Regions from separate parts of the Homo sapiens genome. Here region 1 is linked to region 2. A link is an interaction called in ENCODE POLR2A ChIA-PET data of the cell type or tissue named here. Cell type or tissue: Caco-2. All regions are shown on one strand.

What was found. Peaks named below come from ENCODE experiments on the same cell type or tissue, not always from the same donor. Only the 100,000 strongest peaks of a DNase experiment are listed, where the experiment ranks them.
Region 1: POLR2A ChIA-PET joins it to region 2 with 10 read pairs; 2 of 35 experiments call an interaction of 5 or more read pairs at or near these places.

Annotation. Positions count from the first base shown.
Region 1 is chr5:69,219,623-69,222,122 of GRCh38, reverse strand. All of the region lies in intron 1 of KGD4 (alpha-ketoglutarate dehydrogenase subunit 4), which reads right to left. Among named protein-coding and RNA genes, the nearest start is that of KGD4, 3.1 kb to the right of the region's middle. RefSeq lists an enhancer at 1,514-2,138. In Caco-2, no CTCF peak of the experiment used is centred here; a DNase peak (open chromatin) is centred at 1,132.
Region 2 is chr5:69,397,913-69,400,412 of GRCh38, reverse strand. It overlaps RAD17 (RAD17 checkpoint clamp loader component), which reads right to left. Exons shown (of 19, transcript NM_133338.3): 17 at 244-364. Among named protein-coding and RNA genes, the nearest start is that of MARVELD2, 16 kb to the left of the region's middle. In Caco-2, no CTCF peak of the experiment used is centred here; no DNase peak of the experiment used is centred here.

The sequences.
Region 1 (2,500 bases), 180 kb after region 2:
TGTTACATGGTAAATGCCCAAGTAACAGTTGCCAAATACGTGAATAAACCATTTGTAAGTTAGGTCTAACTGTATAGGCATGTAAATATGTATTATATACTTATACAAATGTACTTTTAATAGATATGGGGTTTTGCCATGTTGGCCAGGCTGGTCTCGAACTCCTGACCTCAGGTGATCTGCCCGCCTTGGTCTCCCAAAGTGCTGGGATTACAGGCATGAGTCACCGTGCCCAGCCTTATGTTTTCTATAATAGTCTTTTATCAGATATGTCTTTTGAAAGTATTTTCTCCCAATATGTGGCTTGCCTTTTTTTGACAGTGTCTCACAGAGCAGAATTTTTTATTTTAATGAAGTCCAGCTTATCAATTAATTTTTCATGGATCATGCCTTTGGTGTTATATCTAAAAAGTCATTCCTAAACCTAAGGTTATTTTTATTTTCTCCTATGTTATATTCTAAGGGTTTTATAGTTTTGCATTTTGCATTTAGGTCTAGGATCCATTTTGAGTTAATGTTTGTGAAGAACGTGAGGTCTGTGTCTAGATGGATATCCAATTTTTTCAGCACCATGTTGAAAAGACTATCTTTTCTCCATTGTATTCCCTTTGCTCGTTTTGTCAAAGATCAGTTGACTATCTCTTTATTTTTACCTTTCCAAATCTTAGTTTTAGCTATGCCTCTTATAAATAGCATAGCACTGGATTTTCATTTGTTAGCCAGTCTGAAAATGTTTTACTTTATTATTTATTTTTTGAGACCAGGTCTTGCTCTGTTACACAGGCTGGGGTGCAGTGGAGTGATCGTGGTTCACTGCAGCGTCAAACTCCTGGGCTCAAGTGATCTTTCCACCTCAGCCTCCTAAGTAGCTAGGACTACAGGTACACACCCACACACTACCCCTCCTGCCTGGCTAATTTTTTTTTTTTTTTTTAGTATTTATTGATCATTCTTGGGTGTTTCTCGGAGAGGGGGATGTGGCAGGGTCATAGGATAATAGTGGAGAGAAGGTCAGCAGATAAACACGTGAACAAAAAGGTCTCTGGTTTTCCTAGGCAGAGGTCCCTGCGGCCTTCCGCAGTGTTTACGTCCCTGGGTACTTGAGATTAGGGAGTGGTGATGACTCTTAACGAGCATGCTGCCTTCAAGCATCTGTTTAACAAAGCACATCTTGCACCGCCCTTAATCCATTTAACCCTGAGTGGACACAGCACGTTTCAGAGAGCACGGGGTTGGGGGTAAGGTTATAGATTAACAGCATCCCAAGGCAGAAGAATTTTTCTTAGTACAGAACAAAATGGAGTCTCCTGTGTCTACTTCTTTCTACACAGACACAGTAACAATCTGATCTCTCTTTCTTTTCCCCACATTTCCCCCTTTTCTTTTCGACAAAACCGCCATCGTCATCATGGCCCGTTCTCGATGGTTGCTGTCTCTTCAGAGCTGTTGGGTACACCTGCAGAAAGGCTGTCACTTCACACTTGGAAGATTGCACTGCGGCCAGGCAGAGGCGCTCCTCACTTCCCAGACGGGGTGGCGGCCGGGCAGAGGCGCTCCTCACATCCCAGACGGGGCGGCCGGGCAGAGGCGCTCCTCACTTCCCAGACGGGGCGGCTGCCTGGCTAATTTTTATAGAGATGGGGTCTTGCTATGTTGCCTAGGCTAATCTTGAACTCCTGGCTCAAGCAATCTTCCCACCTTGGCTTTCCAAAGTGTTGGGAGTACAGGTGTGAGCCACCGTGCCCAGCTGGCTTTGTCTTTACTTAATGTTCTGAGACCACGCTTTGTGACTTCCTATCAGTTTGTACCAATCAGTCTTTTGGCACTCTTCTCTTCCTTCAAGATATGGATCAACAACCAAATTCTAAGCTCTATGTTTTTTTGTTTTTTTTTTTTGAGTCAGGGTCTAGCTCTACTGTCCAGGCTGGAATGCAGTGGCATGATTATGGCTCACTGTAGCCTTGATCACCCAGGCTCAATCTTCCCACCTCAGCCTCCTGAGTAGCTGGGACCACAGGTGCACATCACCATGCTCAGCTAATTTTTTAAAATTTTTATAGAGATGGGGTCTTGCTATTTTGCCCAGGCTGGTCTTGAACTCCTGGGCTCAAGCCATCCTCCTGCCTCAAACTACCAAAGTGTTGGGATTACAGGCATACATCAGTGAGCCTGGCCTAAACTCTAACTGGCACTGTAGTCCTAGCTTTATAGGCCTGTCACAGAGATACTCAACAAATTTTGCTAATGTTATATGTAATTATTACATAATATTAGCACATACTTTATTATTTATTTTTCGAGACCAGGTCTTGCTCTGTTACACAGGCTGGGGTGCAGTGGGGTGATTGTGGTTCACTGCAGCGTCAAACTCCTAGGCTCAAGTGATATTATATTAGCATATTGGTTGTATTCTCTCTTTTTTTCTTTTTTTTTAAGAGCGCAATCACGAACCTGATTTGAATTCTAAATAGGTGAGTACAGGTCTTTGTTCCTATGTTAG
Region 2 (2,500 bases):
AACCCCATCTCTACTAAAAATACAAAAATTAGCCAGGTGTGGGGGCGCGTGCCTGTGGTCCCAGCTACTCAGAAGGCTGAGGGAACAGAATTGCTTGAACCCAGGAGGCAGAGGTTGCAGTGAGCCGAGATCGTGCCACCGCAATCCAGCCTGGACAGTAGAGACTCCCCCTAAAAAAATAAAATAAATAAATAAATAAATAAACCCTACTTCTTAAAAGAAAAGAAAAACCTATGTTATTACCTTGATTTCTCATTGGAATGGTTAGTAGAGCAAGGTATGGCAATAGCTGAGTTTGGAGGCATAAAGCTGGTAGGCAGAAGTCAGGAAAAAGTGCTTTTGCTGCCAGGCAATTTTCCCGATACTGTATAGAAAAGAAAAAAAAAAGATGAAAGGAAAAATGAAATTAAAAATATGTATTCCTAGACAAACTAAGTTTATTATATAAACTTACACAATAAGTTTATATTAACTTGTGGGTTTATATATCACAAATATACTTTTAATAGCTTATTTAAGTAGTCCTTTATAGTTTTTTTAGCATCGTTTAATAAAGTATTTTACCTACACAACTATTCCACATTTAATAAACAACAATTTTTAAAAGACATTGAATGTATAAGAAAACCAAATTTAAAACTCAAAGGAATTGTTTATGAGCACACACACATCATAAATTACACGAAAATAGTTTTCAATGAAATAATTTGTTTTCTTTAGTCAACACGTTATGCTGAGCAAGAGAAAAGCACAATCCCTGCCTTCAAGAAGCTAACAGTCTTAGATAATTTATATGCAGCAACAATGCAAAATTAATATATATGCTATAAAAGACAAAGCAAGTCAATGAGATATAAATTGCTTAAAAGTCATTAAATTCTCCAAGAAATCTGTTGGAAAAAATGTCCTAGGTAATAAATTATAGGGTAATTTTCAGCTGTATGATTTTAGAACTGGAAGACATCTCAGAGACGACCCAGTCCAGGGGTCACGAATTCAGATATTACAGAAGTCAAGCAGGCAATATAAGTGAATGAACCAGCTGGGGACAGTGGTGCCTACTACTCTCATCTCAAAGGGGCAGATGCTACATGGCGAGGTGATTGTTGCTACGCAGAAATATGAGCCAGTGTTATACTTCACTTTCATTTTTTTGAGAGATGGGGGTCTCACTCTGTTGCCCAGGCTGGAGTGCAGTGGCACAATCATTGTTCACTGCAAACTCTGCCTCCCAGGCTTATGCAATCCTCCCAATTCAGCCTCCCAAGTAGCTGGGACTAGGTAGGAAAAACAAAAAAAATTTTTCCTTTTTCCTGTAGATATGGGATCTCACTATATTGCTGGTCTCAAATTCCTGGTGTTTGCCACCACACCCAGCTAATTTTTTTATTATTTTTTTTTTTATACAGATGGGGTTTCACCATATTGCCCAGGCAGGTCTCAAACTCCTGGGCTCTAGTGATCCTTCCACCTCAGCTTTCCAAAGTGCTCGGATTACAGGTGTGAGCCACTGCACCTGGCCTCTTTTTTTTTTTTTTTTTTTTAACCAGGAGATTCCAGAAATTCTGAAGCTAGAAATTCATATCTAACTTTTTTTTTTTCTTTCTGAGACAGAGTCTTTTTCTGTCGCCTAGGCTGGAGTGCAGTGGCATGATCTCGGCTCACTGCAACTTCTGCCTCCCGGGTTCACGCGATTCTCCTGCTTCGGCCTCCTGAGTAGCTGGGATTACAGGAGCGCACCACCACACCTGGCAAACTTTTGTATTTTTAGTAGCGATGGGGTTTCACCATGTTAGTCAGGCTGGTCTCGAACTCCTGACCTTGTGTTCTGCCCGCCTCAGCCTCCCAAAAGTGCTGGGATTACAGGTGTGAGTCACAGCGCCCAGCCGAAATTCATATCTGACTTTTAATCATTAGTCTGATTTTTAAAGATTGGCAATTCATTTTGAAAACTGTTGTGTATTTTGTTTTCAACTTGTGTGCCTCCCATTTTTTACCTCTAAATAATTCAATCATCTACATTTTTAGCTGTGGAGAGTAAGAACACATTAGGTGAATACCTTGTCCATATAGAGGCAAGGCCAAGATTTCTTCTCCTTTCTTTGATTAATTTAAATTGACAAATAAGCTCTGTATGTATTTATAGGTATACAACATGATGTTCTGAAATATGTATATATGGTAGAATGGCTAAATTGAGCCAATTAACATATGCATTACCTTACATACATATATTTTTTGTGTGTGGTGAGAACACTTAAAATCTACCGTTTTAGTGATTTTCTTTTTTTTTTTTTAGATGGAGTCTCGCTCTGTCTCTCAGGCTGGAGTGCAGTGGCGCCATGTCAGCTCACTGCAAGCTCCGCCTCCTGGGTTCACGCCATTCTCCTGCCTCAGCCTCCAGAGTAGTTGGGACTACAGGCGCACGCCGCCACACCCGGCTAAGTTTTTTTATTTTTAGTACAGACAGGGTTTCATCGTGTTAGCCAGGATGGTCTCC